Linked DNA regions of Homo sapiens: region 1 is linked to region 2. A link is a loop called in an ENCODE intact Hi-C map of the cell type or tissue named here. Cell type or tissue: chondrocyte. All regions are shown on one strand. Each heading gives the region's core, and the rest is flanking DNA. Links, peaks and the distances in the headings are about the cores only.

What was found. A loop is a pair of places that touch in the nucleus more often than their neighbours do. Peaks named below come from ENCODE experiments on the same cell type or tissue, not always from the same donor. Only the 100,000 strongest peaks of a DNase experiment are listed, where the experiment ranks them.
Region 1: it touches region 2 in a loop (2.3-fold over the local background); 2 of 110 quality-filtered maps call a loop at or near these places.

The regions. Positions count from the first base shown.
Region 1 is chr4:147,572,376-147,581,424 of GRCh38, forward strand. LINC02507 (long intergenic non-protein coding RNA 2507) reads left to right here. Exons shown (of 4, transcript NR_187416.1): 2 at 306-425; 3 at 834-931. Among named protein-coding and RNA genes, the nearest start is that of LINC02507, 7.2 kb to the left of the region's middle. In chondrocyte, for the core only: no CTCF peak of the experiment used is centred there; no DNase peak of the experiment used is centred there.
Region 2 is chr4:147,476,855-147,485,903 of GRCh38, forward strand. It overlaps EDNRA (endothelin receptor type A), which reads left to right and starts at 4,243. Exons shown (of 8, transcript NM_001957.4): 1 at 4,243-4,522; 2 at 8,758-9,049. The coding sequence starts at 8,828. RefSeq lists enhancers at 4,933-5,032, 5,063-5,142. In chondrocyte, for the core only: no CTCF peak of the experiment used is centred there; DNase peaks (open chromatin) are centred at 4,208 and 4,557.

The DNA.
Region 1 (9,049 bases), core at 667-8,666, 96 kb after region 2:
CTGGGTTTACAGGCGTGAGCCACTGCACCCAGCCTGAGCATAGATAGTATTTTGTGAGATTTGTCAGTAACTAATATGATTTGAATATATCTGTGATTTCTATTGGTGACAGTCATAGGTACTGCTAGTACCACTGTGATGTGTTTTTTATATTCATAACTGAAGCAAATGTTAATTTTAAGTTGGAAATGAATGAAAATAAAAATGCAATTCTTTCCATCCACATACTCAGACCCCCAGTTTCTCACTCCCTCCATGAGGCTCTCTTTGATTTCCAAAGTTCTCCTTTTCTCAATGGCCACAAGGGGCAAGAGGCCTGGATGAAGAAATACCCTCAGAAACTCCCACTCTTCTGGTTCCTGCTGAAGACTCCAGTAATAAAAGTTATTCATACCTACCTCCACCATCTTGGCTGGGAAGTCAAGGTATAGCAGAAGACTGAGTGTCTGGGCTACCCTGCCTGGGACCTGGGGAAGGGGGCTGTTGACACCAATATCAGAGATTCAAAGTAACAGAGATGGAAGGGAGGGTAGAATGTATCTGGTGTCTGTTAGAAAAGCACAGCACAGGGCAGTAGTGAAGAAAGGGGCTTCATAGGCGCTGCAACTGACCAAACCACTGCAATCTCCCAAGTGGTGCAAGCACTGCAGTGGCCTGAATGTTTTTGTCCCCACAAAACGCCTATGTTGAAGCTTTATCCCTACTGTGATGGTGTTAGGAGGTGGGACTTTTAGAAGAGATTAGGTCATGAGTGTGAAGTCATCATGAATGGCATTAGTGCCCCTATTAAAGGGACCCCAGAGATCTTTCTTGCTCTCTTTCCTCCATATGAGGATACAGGAAGAAGATAGCAGCCCGCAACCCGGAAGAGGGCCCTCACCAGAACCTACCATGCTGGCACCCAGACCTCAGACTTCCAGCCTCCAGAAATGTGAGAAATAAGTTTCTGTTGTTTATAAGTCATGCAGTCTACTATAGTTTGTTATAGCAGTGCGAACGAACTAAGTCAGGTCCCCCAGGGTGTTTCATGTGCTGTGTCAAGGGGCCAGACATGTGACTTGTTCAATGTCTCACTTATGGGGGGCCACTTTGTGCTAGGCACTGTGCAAGATGCTGAGAGTAGACACCTTGGCTCTCATGGATCAGGAGCCTGGCACCTTCACTGCTGTCTGGTAACTGCATGAAATGCCCAGAGCCCCTCTGTCTGATAAATAAAAAAAAGAATAAAGAAGCCAGACAGTCCACAGCAGGGTGCGGTGACTGATGCCTGTAATCCCAGCACTTTCAGAGGCCGAGGTGAGCAGATCACTTGAGGTCAGGAGTTTGAGACCAGCCTGGCCAACATGGTAAAACCCTGTCTCTACTAAAAATACAAAAATTAGCCGGGTGTAGTGGTGCACGCCTGTAGTCCCAGCTACTCGGGAGGGTGAGGCAGGAGAATCGCTTGAACCTGGGAGGTGGAGGTTGCAGTGAGCCGAGATTATGCCACTGCACTCCAGCCTGGGCAACAGAGCAAGACTCCATCTCAAAACAAAAAACAAAAAACAAAAGAAAAACAAAAAAATAGAGAATAAAGAAGACACAGTTGTTCCTAGAATAACTTCCGTTTACTTTCAGCCAACTGGGAACAAATAAAATTCAGGCCAAATTATTTTTGTCATTTAGCTGCCAAGACAGACAGCACTGCCATACATAACTCCAAAAATGTGTTGTTTTCGTCCCTGTGTGTCACACTACTAGCAGCAGAGAGGGCTTCCCTCACAGCTTATTCTGTTATCTAGAACCAAAGATTCCAGGGCTACAAGTGATCTTTAAAAAATCATCTAGTTGGCTGGGCACAGTGGCTCACGCCTGTAATCCCAGCACTTTGGGAGGCTGAGGCAGGCCGATCACCCGAGGTCAGGAGTTCAAGACCAGCCTGCCCAACATGGTGAAACCCCATCTCTACTAAAAATACAAAAAAATTAGCCAGTCGTGATGGCAGGTGCCTGTAATCCCAGCTACTTGGGAGGCTGAGGCAGGAGAATTGGTTGAACCCAGGAGGTGGAGGTTGCAGTGAGCTGAAATCACACCACTGCACTCCAGCCTGGGCAACAAGAGCAAAACTCCATCTCAAAAAAAAAAAAAGAAAAAAAAATCATCTAGTCCTACCCCCTAACTTTCAGAAGAGAAAACCAAATCCAAAAAGGTTAAATTAATTGCTAAAAGTTGAATCTCTAGCTAGGAACTAGAATGCAAGTGCCCAGACCTTGTTGTAGTCCTGATGTTATATCGTCAATGGGATCGCTATGCTAATTTAAGCATTAAAAGCCTTCACACATGCACTGAATGGGTCCATCTACATATGGGAACTGACTTAAACATGTTTTTACTCAAGAGATTGTTGTTTCCCACAGCTTTCCTTTATAACAACTATTCCATGACAACTAAAGAATTGATGATAGATATACAAGATAGAGTGAATGTGATGGTTAATTTTTTTTTTTTCCGAGACAGAGTCTTACTTTGTCACCCAGGCTGGAGTGTAGTAGCATGATCTCAGCTCACTGTAACCTCCACTTCCCGGGTTCAAGCAATTCTCCTGCCTCAGCCTCCCAAGCAGCTGGGACCACAGGCGTGCACCAACACACCAGGCTAATTTTTTTTATTTTTAATAGAAACGGGGTTTCACCATGTCGGCCGGGCTGGTCTTGGACTCTTGGCCTCATGTAATCCGCCTGCCTCGGCCTCCCAAGTTACTAGGATTACAGGTGTGAGCCACTGCACCCAGCCTAAATGTGATGGTTAATTTTATGTATCAACTTTACTGGGTCATAGGGTGTCCAGATATTTGGTCAAACATTATTCTGGGTGTTTATGTGAGAGTGTTTTTTGGTGAGATTAACATTTAAATTGATAGGCTAAGGAAAAATTACCCTCCCTAATGTGAGTGACCCTCACCTAATCAGTTAAAGGGCCTGATCCGAATAAGAAGGCTGACCCTCCCCCAAGTAAAATAATTCTTTCCGCCTGGCAATCTTCAACATGGGACACTGGCTTTGTTTCTGTTTTGTTTTGTTTTTTTTAGATGGAGTTTCCCTCTTGTCGCCTAGGCTGGAGTGCAATGGCATGATCTCCACTCACTGCAACCTCCGCCTCCAGGGTTCAAGTAATTCTCCTACCTCAGCGTCTTGAGTAGCTGGGATTACAGGTGCACACCACCACGCCCAGCTAATTTTTGTATTTTTAGTAGAGACGGGGTTTCACCATGCTGGCCAGGATGGTCCTGAACTCCTGACCTCAGGTGATACGCCTGCCTTGGCCTCCCAAAATGCTGGGATTACAGGCATAAACCACCATGTCTGGCTGACACTGGCTTTTCTCCTGCCTTAAGACTCAAACTCAAACTCCTGGATGTTGAGCTTGCTGACCTTTAGACCAGAATTACACCATCAGCTCTCCTGGTTCTCAGGACTTTAGGTTTGGGCTGAAACTAAAGCATTGGCTCTCCTTGGTGTCTGAAAAATGTCCTCCCTTATGACTTTCTCCCTTACCTTCTTCATTCACCTCTACTCTCAGATATCACCTTGGCTGACTGACCTCTCCCCACAAGATCTTGGGATTTGCCAGCCTCCATAATTGCATAGGCCAACTTCTTATAACTAATGTTTCTCTAAAGAATGCTGACTGAAACAGTGACATAGTCATGTGCAGTCTTATGTTCTAATATAGTCTTCCTATTAGAGATAAAATTAAAAAAAAAATTCTGACTCTCCTGTGTTTCAAAATGCACCTTGATTTTTTGTTTTCTTTCTTTCTTTTTTTTTTTTTTTTTTTTTAAGATAGAGTCTCACTCTATCACCCAGGCTGGAGTGCAGTAGCACACTCACAGCTCACCACAGCCCCGGCCTCCAAGGCTCAAACAGTCCTCCAACCTCAGCTTCCTGAGTAGCTGGGACCACAGGAAGGCACCACCATGCTCAGCTAATTTATTTATTTTTTGTAGAGATAGAGTCTCCCTATGTCACCCAGGCTGGTCTTGAACTCCTGGACTCAAACAATCCTCCTGCCTCGGCCTATCAAGGTGCTGGGATGACAGGCATGAGCCACTGCGCCTGGCCCAAAAGGCACTTTCAAAGTAATTTTATTAGATTTTTCCAGCTGCTAATACAAATCATTTGGTAGCACCACCATAGATCAGACACATTAAAAAACAAAGAATAAGTGTGAAATCCCAAAAGTGATCACCAATATGAACACTACAATATTCTAGTTGTTTTCTATTGAATTAGGAGATTGAGTTCCTGCACTGGTAAATTTTATTACTAGATCATAAGTCCTCTGGGAAAGCAGGTCAGCTTAGGGTATGGGAAGAGAAATCAGAGTCTGATAAAAAACAGCAATAATCAGCATTTGTTTGGTGTCTACTGTACGCCAGGCACTTTGCAATTATTCATTCATCCAACAGATATTATTGAGCACTTTTTATGTTCCTGACATTGTTCAAGGCTCTGGAGATACAGCCATGTTAAAACAGATTTGATTTCCTGTTCTCATGGAACTTACAGTTTAGAGAAGGGAGACAGACAAGTAACAAATGTTATAGAGAAAAATTAAGTAAGGTAGTGCCAGGTAAAATAAGTTCTAATTTTCGTCAGAGTTGTCAGGGAAGGTATTACCAAAGCCAAGGTGACATTTGAGAGTAGAGCTAACCAGATGTGGTGGCTCATGCCTGTAATCCCACTGTTTTGGGAGGCTGAGGCAGGCAGATTGCTTGAGCGCAGGAGTTTGAGATCAGCCTAGGTAACACAGTGAGACCCTATTTCTACAAAAAATACAAAAAATTAGCTGGGCATGGTGTTGTGCACCTGTAGTCCCAGCTACTCAGGAGGCTGAGGTGGGAGGATCACCTGAGCTCCGGAGGTCGAGGCTGCAGTGAACTGAATTGTGCCAAAACACTCTAGCCTGGGCAAGAGTGAGACCCTGTCTCAAAAGAGAGAGAGAGAGAAGAGAGCTGAATGAAGGAGGTGAGAAAACAAATTTCATATGGGGGAACATTTTTCAGACATGGGAGCAAGCAAGTACAAGGGGCCTACTGCAGATGGATGTTTGTGTGCTCAAAGAACAGCAAGGAAGCTAGGAGGGCTGGAGCAGAGTTCAGCAAGGAGACAAGTCATAGAAGAAGATAGGTCATAGAAATAGCAATGGACCAGATTATGCAGTCATAAGCATCTTTGAGACAGATAGTAATGTTAACATAAATGAGATAACTGGGATTCAGAGAGGTTTGCAATTTTCCCACCATAACTCAGCCTGTTGGAACCTGGCTTAGACCTAGGTATATGAGTCTAGAGCTCTTTTTTTCTTTTCTTTCTTTTTTTTTAGACACTGTCTCTGTTGCCTGGCTGGAGTACAGTGGCGCGATCTCGGCTCACTGCAACCTCCGCCTCCCAGATTCAAGTGATTCTCCTGCCTCAGCCTCCCGAGTAGCTGGGATTATAGGCACATGCCACTATGCCCGGCTAATTTTTGTATTTTTAGTAGAGATGAGCTCTTAATCTTCCCACTTCATTATGTTATCTTTCTCCAGAAAAAGCTTAAATCCTCTCTGATGGTTTTGTATATCCCTAGTATAGTGCTTACAGTAAATATTTGCCTTTTCTTTTTTACTAGCCAACATCACGTATCCTTCCTTTGTGGCGAGAAATCCCCATTGTGTCCGTCTTGGTTTGTCATAGTGAAATCATGTGGTTTCATATTCCTTCTTCCCAGTCTAGGCAGCTAGGGTGAGGGCATGGGATCTGAGTCAACTCGATGCCCCTTTCCTAGACTGAAACTTGAGAATGTAGTGCAAAGATGCAGGGTCAGGTGGCCACATGAGTCATCTGGCAATGCTGGTGGAGAGCATCTAGCAGGGCAATGGCAGCAGTGGCATCCTGACCGGAAGTGCCTGCAGTATGACCTTGGAGGTATTCCTAGAATCCTCCACTTTTCTTGGCCTGGTTTCCATCATTGCCAAATATTCTGTGACCCAAAAAAGTTGAGGGAGCACCTTCAGCTCCAATTATGTACTCTTGCTGAGAAAAATTGTGTAAGACTTCGGAATGCGGAAAAAAAAAGATTACTTTTTTCTCTGAAGATTTATTTTCTTTTCTAGAATGTTCTATACAGCATACTCTTCCCATGATATTGCTACCTTTTATTGTATTTCAACTATTTTACAACTCTATAATTTGTAGAGAGCCAAAAATAATACAAATGTTTCTTGTCCATACAAATGCAAATTAGTTGTATTGGAATGCAATTGATTATCACCTGTGGATAGATCAATGTTACATATGCCTTCAAATTCATGTGAGCTTTTTTTTTTTTTGAGACACCATCTGGCTCTGTCACCCAGGCTGGAGTGCAGTGGCCTGGTCACAGTTCACTGCAGCTTCGACTTCCCTGGCTCAAGTGATCCTCCCTCCTCACCCTACAGGCATGCACCACCGTGCCCAGGTAATTTTTTCTATTTTCTGTAGACACAGAGTGTGACTATGTTGCCTAAGCTGGCTCAAGCAATCCTCCCACCTCTGCCTCCCAAAGTGCTGGGATTACGAGCCACTGCACCCAGCACACTTTAGTATTTTTTATCTTCTTACATATGTGTATGGTACTTTAAATTCTACTTTCAACCTGTTGTAAGTTTTTACTGGTTCTCTCAATAGTTAATGATTTAAATAAAATCTATGCCAAGTCACATTTACTTATCCATTTAAGCATTCTTTATCTGCTTATATGTATGTATGCAGTACTTTGAATTCTTTCAACCAGTAACATTTTATGGGTTCCCTCAACAATTAGTGAGTTAACCAAAATTTGTTACATGTATTCATTTTATATTTATATCAGATGCATGATATAAACATTCACCTTTTAAAAATATTAGCCTTTTAAATCATTATATAAAGAAGATGCCTGCACTCACATGTTTATTTCAGCACTGGTCTCAATAGCAAAGTCATGGAATCAACTTAAGTGCCTATCAATGGAAGACTGGATAAAGGAAATGTGGTATATATACATCATGGAATATTATGCAGTCATAAAAAAGAATGAAGTCATGTTCTTTGCAGCAACCTGAATGGAGCTAGAGGTCATTATCCTGAGTGAAATAACTCAGAAACAGAAAATCAAATACCACATGTTCTCATTTATAAGTGGGAACTAAACAACAGGTACACATGGCCATAAAGATGGAAATAATAGACACTGGGGACTGCAAAGATGGGGAGAAGGGGAGAAGGATAAATGTCAAAAAAAATTATAACCTATTGAGTACAATGTTCACTATTTAGATGATGGGTACCCTAGAAGCCTAAACCTCACCATTACACAATGTATCCATGTAACAAACCTGCACATGCACCTCCTGAATCTTAAAATAATAATAATAATAATAATAATGTAAAAATAAATTTTTAAAAATTAGCCTTTAACAATAATGAACAGGAAAAAAAATCACATCATGGTTCTGTCTTCAGCTCAGAGGTCTCCCCTCTCACCTCCACCCACCACACACAGCCATGTACTTCATGGAACAGGAGACAAGGGCTCACCTTAGTTCTGGCCTTAACCAATTTGCTAATTCACATAGCCTCCATGGGCTTCAGTTTGCTCATCTTCAAAATGAAGAGGATGGCTTCAACACTCTACTATTTGTATTAGTCCATTCTCACACTGCTATAAAGAAATACCTGAGGCTGGGCACGGTGGCTCACGCCTGTAATCCCAGCACTTTGGGAGGCCAAGGCAGGTGGATCACCTGAGGTCAGGAGTTCGAGCCCAGCCTGGCCAGCATGGTGAAATCCCATCTCTACTACGAATACAAAAATTAACCAGACATGGTGGCATGTGCCTGTAATCCCAGCTACTCAAGAGGCTGAGGCAGGAGAATCGCTTGAACCTGGGAGGCAGAGGTTGCAGTGAGCCGAGATCATGCCATTGTACTCCAGCCTGGGCAACATGAGTGAAACTCTGTCTCAGAAAAAAAAAAGAAAGAAAAAGAAAAAGAAAAGAAAAAGAAACATCTAAAACTGGGTAATTTATTTAAAAAAAAAAAAAAGAGGGTTAATTGGCTCACAGTTCTGCAGGCTGTACAGGTTCCAGGGAGGCCTCAGGAAACTTGCAATCATGGTGGAAGGCAAAGGGGAAGCAGCCAACGTCTTACACAGCCAGAACAGGAGGAAGGCAGGGGAGATGACACATTCTGTAAAACAACCAGCTCCTAAGAGCACTTACTCACCACCACAAGAGCAGCACTGAAGGGGAAATTTGCCCCCATCATCCAATCACCTCCCACCAGACCCCACCTCAACATTGAGGATTACAATTCAACAAGAGATTTGGATGGGGACACAGATTCAAACCACATCACTATTCAACTCAGCTCTGCTTCCTTCTGATTTACTGTGTTACCTACCCTATGTCCTTTCCCCACACTATCCCTTGTGAGCTTCTCTTTCCTTTTTCCTGATACTCCTGTGTTTACTTCTCTTTATTTCACCTTCCAACATACCATGTCCTATTTTCCTACTCTTACTTTCTCAACGTTTAGCTCCTCTGTATTCAGCTTCCTGTCTCCCCACCTCCCAAAACACACACACACAACACACACACACACACACGAATACAGAGCTCTTTGTGGGAATCAAACGACTATAAAAAAAACTTGTACTTATTATAGGATTACATGGAAAAAACAAGTAATTTCCACTCAGATTTGCCCTCAATCCCTCCAGAGAAACTACCTCAAAACAAAATAAACAAGTGCTTTACTAAAAAACAAACTAGTAGAACAAACAAACCACTTTGATCCCACTGTTCAGTTTAACCCAGAGGTAGATAATAGCACAAGTAATGTGCTTTCTTTTTATTCCTCCATGATTTCTCTTGCCAGAAGCACATTCAGACCCTCAGCCTTCCCCAGAGGGGCACATCCGTGCTTACTTTTTGTTTTCCGTGGATGCTATGGTTTGAACGTTCCTCCTTCAAAATTTATGTTGAAACTTGACCCCATCATGGTAGT
Region 2 (9,049 bases), core at 590-8,589:
AGTGGACACTTACTATCTGGTTACCCTATCATTAGTAATACTAAGATTGATTGATTTCTCAGCTCTCCAATGGGGCCACCAGCAATTTAAAAAAAACTTTGGGCTACTTGATATATTAAATATATTTTAATGGGATAACCTGGTCTAAACCACCATGTGCAACATTGTTGCAATGCATAAGCACTTTAGAATCTCCAGCAGCAGCTCATCTATAGACTAATTTTGGAGTACAGTCATGTGTCTTCATGATGGAGATATGTTTTGAGAAATGTGGTTTCATCGTTGTGTGAACATAATAGAGTGTACTTACACAAACTAGATGATAGAGCCTGCTACACATCTAAGCTATATGGTATAGCCTATTACTCATAGGCTACAAACTTGTACAGCAAGTTACTGTACTAAATATTGTAGGCAGTTGTAACACAATGGTACTTGTGTATCCAAACATATCTAAACATAGAAAAGGTATGGTAAAAAAAATATAGTATTACAGTCTTTTTTCTTCTTTTTTTTTAAAAGCATATTTCTCAAATCTCTTGCAACTTAGGTATTATAATCCTATGGGACCACGTGTGGTCTGCCATTGACCAAAATGTTATGGGGCACATGACTGTGTTTACCTCAAAAACAAATTGCCTCTAGTCAGTTTTAATTAAAAATGGATCTTCAACTAATAGGGCTTGTCTTTTCATCTCCAGACAGGTGTGTTTGCTGCCAATAGTCTTGGCCACAGCACTAACCAATGAGAAGGCTGTAGTGACAGTTTCAGGTCTCTGACATACATTTCCCCAATTTCTCTGCCTTTACTCTCACAACCAGTCTTTGTGGTTCTTCTCTGAAAACTTCAGGTTTCATTGCTCCTAGAGACCTTAACCATGAACACATCTCTAGCAAATACTGTGAGACTCAAAACCACTACTGCATTTCAAGTTTGAGGATCTTGGGAGTTAGCAACTGTGAAATGGATTTACAAATTTAAATCAAGAAACTTAAATTCAGAAGAACATTTGCCCCAAGGACACATGAAAAAATGGTTTTTTAAGTGCTATATTGAGTACTTCTTAATCTTCAGCACTTTTTGTTCATGAAATCAATACAATACTAACATGATGCCAAGATAAGTTCATTACAGTAATCCTCCACTTAGTGAGCTACTTGAACCAGAAGTCAAGTGTGATCAGGATAGTTTCCCCGAAACCCAGAAAACCTGCAAATCTGCATCCAACCCACTTTCCAGGGGAAAGAAATAACCTTTGGAAGTCAAGTTGAAAAGCTTAGTCAAATATATTAATTATATGTTCTTTGAAAGTAAAAAGCATGGAATATAGAGTTGGGGCAAGTATATAAAGTATTATCTATGGGGAGAAAGGTAACTGGAGGTAAAGTTAACTTGACTAAAAACTGGTTCGAGTCCCCTGAAGTCATTTGCCCCAAGTAAAGCTGAGAAAATGAGGATATAAATCTCCAACAGCTAAAGAACATTTATGTTGTTCTCATCTAGAATGAGGCAATCCTATTCTCTTACAAAGGCAGGTCTATGCTGATTATTCACATAAATACACTTACTTATGTTTAAAGATCTTAAAAGAGACAGTAAACTCATTTTATGAATTTAGAGGGCAGATCAACAGGTAACGTATAGAGGCAGATTTCATTTTGATGTCAGGAAGAATTGATTACGGTAAAAGATACATAACATAAATTTACCATTTTAACCATTTCAAAGTGTACAGTTCATTGGCATTAAGTACATTCACATTGTTGTGCAACCCTCATCACCATCCGTCACTGGAACTTTTTCATCATCCCAAACTAAATCTCTGAAACGTATGAAACAGTAAGTCCCCATTCTCCCCTCGGCACCTCCAAGCCCCTGGTAATCACTATTCTACCTTCGGTGTCTATGAATTTAACTATTCTAGGTACCTCATCTAAGTGGGATAATAAAATATCTATCTTTCCTTTTATGTCTGGCTTATTTCACTTAACATAATATCTTAAACGTTCATCCATGTGGTAGCATATATCATTCTTTTTTAAAGCTGAATAATGTTCTGTGTTATGTACATGTATTTATATACATATACATACATGTATATACCACATTTTGTTTATCCATTCTTCCACTGATGGATATTTGGATTGTTTCCATCTTTTGGCTAGTTTTCACCTTTTGGCTTTTCTGAATAATGCTGCTATGAATATGGGTGTACAAATATCTGTTTGAGACTCTGCTTTCAATTATTTAGGTAAGTACCAAAAAGTAGAATTGCTGGATCATAGGGTAATTTTATGTTTAATTTTTGGAGGGCTGCCATGCTGTTTTCCACAACTGCTACACTATATTTTACATTCAGACTGGCAATGCACAAGGGTTCCAATTTCTCAACATTCTTGCCAACACTTGTTCTTTGCTGTTTTTGCTTTTGTTTTACTATAATGGCTATCCTAATAGGTGTGAAGGAAGAATTTTTAGTAACTAGTCCTACACCACAGTGAGATCAGCTGTCTCAATAGGTGGGTCATGATGAATGTGTTCTAGCAAAGACTGGACAGATTGACATATTCAGATATGCAGGTGATGCACTGTCCAAGTGTGTCTGGCCACAGAGTGAATAAGGGCTGAAATCCAGCACATGTTTCACGGGCCAAGATGTGAACTGCCTCTTTTGGGAGGAAGCAGTAAGTTTTTCTTTCCCGAAAATATTGTCAGCTTGCCAAGCCACATGCCCAAAGGGTCACCTTTTTTTAATATAAACAATGGCACTTATAAAAGCTATTAGTTATTCTGGTTGGCTGATTCTCCCTCCTAGAGAAGCTGTAAGATTAGTGAACAGGGTAATATCTAGTCTAACCCTACTAGATGACTATTAAGGCCTCTTTCAATGGTGGTTTTCTGTAGATCTCTTTGATGGTTTTACAAAATGGTCCCTAAATTCTTTGACACTCCTCACACTAAGGGTTGGGCTCTATATACCCTCACCTTCAATCTGGGATTTGTGACTGCTTGACTAATAGAATCAAGCAGAAATGACACGGTGCCAGTTTCTGGGCCCAGCCCTTAAGAAACTGGCAGCTTCCACTTTCTGTCTCTGGGGACATTCACTCTTGGATCCCCGCCACCATGCTGTGAGGAAGCCCAAACCACAAGTCTCCACAAGTCTTTGTGGAGAGACGCACGTGGAGAAAAACTAACACTCAACACCAAGCAAGTGAACTGTCTTGGAAGTGGATCCTCCAGCCCCTGCTACATGGAGCAAAAACGAGCTGTCCCAGACAGGCTCTGCCCAAACTGCAGACTGATAAGCAGAGTAAATGAGTGTTGTTATTTTAAGCCACTACGTTTTATAGTAATTTGTTTAGCTGCAGCAGATAGCCGGAACAGCATGGGATATAACATGACCAGTGCTCCAACCTCACACTTCTACCATGTGCTGACTCTAGCAGTGCACTGAAGGACTCCAAGGCAGGCCTTCCCTGAGGAGACCCCAGTTTTTACTCACATGTCACAGGCAGTGGCCTTTGTCCCTCATCTCCTCTCCCACCCCCAATTTAGGATAAAGTATCTGCCGTGATAAAGACGTTGAGACCCACTTTCTGTAAGGTCGGCTTCTTCATTGTTTGAATTTCTTGAGGTTTCACGGAGCCACGCGCTGGAACCTTCCATAGTCTCTCCTGAGGCTCCTTCTTTGCCCTGGGCTGGAGGTCTGTAGCCGTGGGATGCTGGCTACAAGGGACAAGATAGAAGCAAACCACCTGATCCAGTAAACTGCTGTCCACTTCGGCTCCTCAACGGCCTCTAAGCTTAAGAGGGAGCACGCAAGCCAAGCAAAGGCGGCAGGGAAGACGGAGAAGAAACCACCCGTGGGCCCTGGCTCTGTGTCCAGTTGTTCCGTCACAGATCAAATCTGCCTGCACTAAGAGGATGGGTTCCTCTGCAAGGCCTTTCGGAATTCTGAGTCTTGTCTGTCAAACTCTACCCTCTCTCCTCCACATCCCCCACCTTTTCTTTCAGGAAGGAAATAGTTAAAAAAGACTCCTGCCCTTCAGGGCCTGGAAGGGGGCGGCAGCTTTGTGCTTTTTAGTGGCCGCGTCCCAGGATAGCTGGAAGGTTAGGACGCTCTTGCGGTCCCAGAGTGGAGTGGAAGGTCTGGAGCTTTGGGAGGAGACGGGGAGGACAGACTGGAGGCGTGTTCCTCCGGAGTTTTCTTTTTCGTGCGAGCCCTCGCGCGCGCGTACAGTCATCCCGCTGGTCTGACGATTGTGGAGAGGCGGTGGAGAGGCTTCATCCATCCCACCCGGTCGTCGCCGGGGATTGGGGTCCCAGCGAGACCTCCCCGGGAGAAGCAGTGCCCAGGAGGTTTTCTGAAGCCGGGGAAGCTGTGCAGCCGAAGCCGCCGCCGCGCCGGAGCCCGGGACACCGGCCACCCTCCGCGCCACCCACCCTCGCCGGCTCCGGCTTCCTCTGGCCCAGGCGCCGCGCGGACCCGGCAGCTGTCTGCGCACGCCGAGCTCCACGGTCGGTGCAAGTCTTTCTTATCGGGGACTGGGACTGGGGCGGGTGCGGGGATGGCGGAGACGCTGCCTGGGCCCCTCGGTCGGGAGAAGACGAGAGCTGGGAACGTTCTGGCCCGACCGCCCTGCAGCTTGGGCGACCCGTCGCAGCAGGGGCTGGCACCCACTTGCCCCAGGGCGCGCGGGGAGGCGGGCGCCTTCCGTGAGGGGTGCGCTGCGGACACGTGTAGAGTTCGGGGAACTTCACCTCTCCACGTTAGGGTTTAGGATTCGGAGTTTTAGGAAGAGGAAGCCCAATAGTTTTCCCTGGGTGACCCCTTTTCCCCAGGCATGCAAGAACTTTGAGGAACGCCAAGCTCTGTGGCTTGCTCCAGCGCCTTCTTGTGAAGTTGGCTCCACAGCCTTTTCTTACTGGCTTGCTTTTCCTCCCCCACATCTGGGTCTGGGTATGCCAAGGGTAGCCAAGGGCACTCGGTGTGAGGGACTGAGGTGTTTGGGGAAACCCCCTGTGTAGCTAGTTTTGGAAACCTGCCTGTGGAGGTCTGGGCGTTTTGTTCTGTGCTCGCCTTTAAAGGACACTTGTTGCTTCTCACGTGCAGAAAACAAGGGCTGCTTCTAGATAATCACCCTCTGTTTACATCATCCTAATGGCTTTCCCCTGATAGAGTTGGGGGTGGGAGGCATATTAAACTCAGGCGTTGTCTCTAAGGAGAGTTGCTCATTTCTTAACCAGAGAGCAAAACCTCAGAAAACTTGTAAAAAGTTCCTACTTTTACTTGTTTTTTCCTCCACCTGTAGTTGTCTATGTGTTAGCTAATTGAGAAACACCTTGGCAGTCATTTCATGTAAATTGAATGCTCTAAACTCATGCCATTTTGATAAGGTCTGAATTTCCAAATTACCAATTACAGGTGAACTTTGATCCTGAGAGTCTCATATGTTAAATGGTTAAAGTGTAAGCGTAAGGATTCAGTCCTCTTTCTTAATAATAGTTTTTGCACTCCCCAAACTCTCAGATTCCAAACAGGAAGAATGCTGAATCTATAGACCATGTCCTTCAGGTCTGAACCTGAGATGCTTCACTAGCGCTATGACTGATTATGAGTGATGATTCAAAGCACAGCCTGACTCAGATTCCTGGAAATGAGCTACAGACCCACCTTGGAAGAACCTGCAGTTGAGGGGCTTCTTTCATTTGGTTTTGTACTTTTCAGCCAATGATAATATGACATCCACAGGCCTTTGCCAAGTATCCCTTAGTTTTGCAGCTTAACATGTGTGGAGAGCTGATAGAGAAGTCATCAGAAATGATTTCTGTAGTGGTGTCATTGTTGGAGGAGGAAGGAAGGGGGTTTTAATGATAGCTGGCTCTCATGCCTTAAGAACCCACAGCGTTGGCCTTACCTCCTGGCATAATCAGCTAACCAAGCAGACCAGCATGCTAACGTTCAAAGCACCACAGGACCTCTGATGAGTAGAGCAGTACCCACCGTAGCCAGGTCAGTTCACAGGTCAGTTCCCAGCCGACTGTAACCGGCAGAGAGCCATTCCATTTCTGCAAAGGCCTTCTCTCTCTCATTTTTAAGAAAGCTGTTATTGAAGGTTCCCTTTCATTTGGGAAGCTGGAAGACGTTAGTCACGAAACAGCACAAGATATGAAAGTATTTCTTCTCCCCCCTGTATCTGTGATCCAAAAAGGAGGATGACAAGAAGCTTTTCTCTTGGAGTCCTGGTGTTCCCTTTGGAATGGAAATGGTGTCATTTCATAGGTCTATCAATTTTTGGCCAGATACTCACTCCAGATTATAAGAAGCAGGAAAAAACTGCAAACTGTTTATAATTAAGTCTAGTCAGAGCTGACAAATACATGGCCTGCCTCTAGCCTTGAAAAATTGATATTTTTCCCATTTAATCAGAGTGAGTCAAGTCCTATAAGCAAAATTATGTGTCCTGCCATTTCTTGGCTTTGAAACCTTGACCTAAATACTTCTTCAAGACTCTGGTTTCCTTATAAGTAAAATGGAGATATTGCTCCTGCCTACCTAGAGTCGTAAAGCTCAAGGCAGATAACAGATACATATATAATAAGTTACTATATGTAAATACTATTATTATTTCAGAGTTCAGGGGGAAATCTCTGGGGAAGGCAAAAGTATCCAATACTCGCACTTTATATATACCCTATACTTTCTATGCAACTTGAATAAATCTTATTTTATCCACGTATTGGCCAAACCTAAGCTTTACTGATTTCCCAAGATAATTGTCAAAATTCCTAAAAGTGGTTAACATCAACCTTGAATACACTCAGAAAAAGGATTCAATTTTATTTTTTACTTTTTATTTATTTAATTTTTTTTTTTTTGAGACAGGGTCTCACTCTGCTGCTCAGGATGGAGTGCAGTGACTCGATCATAGCTCCCTGCAGCCTTAACCTCCTGGACTCAAGTGATTCTCCCATCTCAGCCTCCCAAGTAGCTGAGACTACAGGCACACGCCACCATGCCTGTCTAATCTTTTTTATGTTTTGTAAAGACAGGGTCTCACTAAGTTGCCCAGGCTAGTTTCAAACTCCTGGGCTCAAGTGATCCTCCTGCTTTGGCCTCCCAAAGTGCTGAGATTATAGACATGAGCCACCACACCCAACCAGGACTCAATTTTTTTAAGATTAAATTATGACCTGGGTATATACATCACAGACACGTACACACACCACCGCATAAATCAGATTATGTCTTCATTTGAAGATTCATAAAAGCCTACAGAAAAGGAAATATATAAAATATTGAAATAGGATGAGCTATTTTTAATTATCTTTGATTATTCCTTATTAAGGTCTCCTAGACTTCCTGGACAGGAAGGACCACTTGCTCTCTGCAAGTGACTTAAAAATAAATAAATAAATAAATAAACCACACCAGATGGTCTTTGAAAATGTCTAACCACCCTCCTGAGTCTATTGCTTCATCTAAACTCTGGAGACTTCTTTAAAATATTTTACATACAAATAAAGCACAAGAATGAGAGACAGGATGGTTTAGTGGTTAACAGCTCCGGCTCAGAGTTGGACTGACCTGCCTTAGAATCGCAGTGTTGCCACCCATCACCTGTGGCCTTGACAAGCTGCTTCACCCTCCTGGGCCTCTGTTTCCCTATCTTCAAAATTGAACCGTGGATCTACCCCACAGGACCATTGTATGGATTACAGGGCATCATGCACATATAGTACTGAGTACAGTGACTGGCATAAAATAAATGTAGCTATATAGGATGGTTAAAAGATAGCATGGGGACAGGTGTCCCTTGGAAACCAAAATACTATGACTAGCCTGGAAAAGTTCATTACTCCCATTTCATTCATCGGCAAATACCGTATTGTGATGATAATTTCTGAGAAATGAAAAAGCAAAAAAACTCCTGTAAAAAATTTAGATTTTACACATTAATCATCAAGGTTTTCAAAACAAATGTTTTTATCAATTATTTCATTCTTAATTGAAACTAAAATTGTTAGATGTGTTAATGGTGTTAACCAGAGTTCTCATTAACATTTCATAACACTTTAGATGGCTACCTGTGCTGCACTTCATCCCTATGTTCATTATTTATCATATGCAAGACAGCACACATTTTAGAAGATTCAATTTTTACATTCGATAATTTTATTTTATGCCTCAATACCCTGTACCCTTTACTCAGCATATAATGCCTTTTCTCTTTCATTAAAAAATATGTTTGTATCTCAACTCTTGAAGATTTTTGTAATTCAGGTTCTTATCAGCCTGAATGTAGAGAAAGAAGTAACTACTACTTAAAGGAAAAACTGACATAGCCTCATCCATATTATGATGTAGATATAAGTATAGCTATGTATAGAGATGAGTGAGAGAGACAAAGCTAGAGAGATAGGGAGATGGAGATAGAGCTAGAGATGGAAATAGAGACAGAGATAGATAGCTATAGAGACGGAAATGGAGACAGAGACAGAGACGGAGATGACAGAGATGATGGAGATGATGGAGATGGAGATGGAGACTGACATAGAGGAGATAGAGCTTGCCCTAATAGAGCTTCAGTTTTTTTCTGGTTTTGCTCTGTCATAGGGTAACCTGATATACATATATCTTATCTAATCACCAAATATATCCTGCATTTTAATTGAATCAATAAATAATCATTGACTATGATCTTTTTGGCAACTGGGTTTTGGAACAAAAATTATTTTTCCTTTTGTTTCAGGTGAAAAAAAAGTGAAGGTGTAAAAGCAGCACAAGTGCAATAAGAGATATTTCCTCAAATTTGCCTCAAGATGGAAACCCTTTGCCTCAGGGCATCCTTTTGGCTGGCACTGGTTGGATGTGTAATCAGTGATAATCCTGAGAGATACAGCACAAATCTAAGCAATCATGTGGATGATTTCACCACTTTTCGTGGCACAGAGCTCAGCTTCCTGGTTACCACTCATCAACCCACTAATTTGGTCCTACCCAGCAATGGCTCAATGCACAACTATTGCCCACAGCAGACTAAA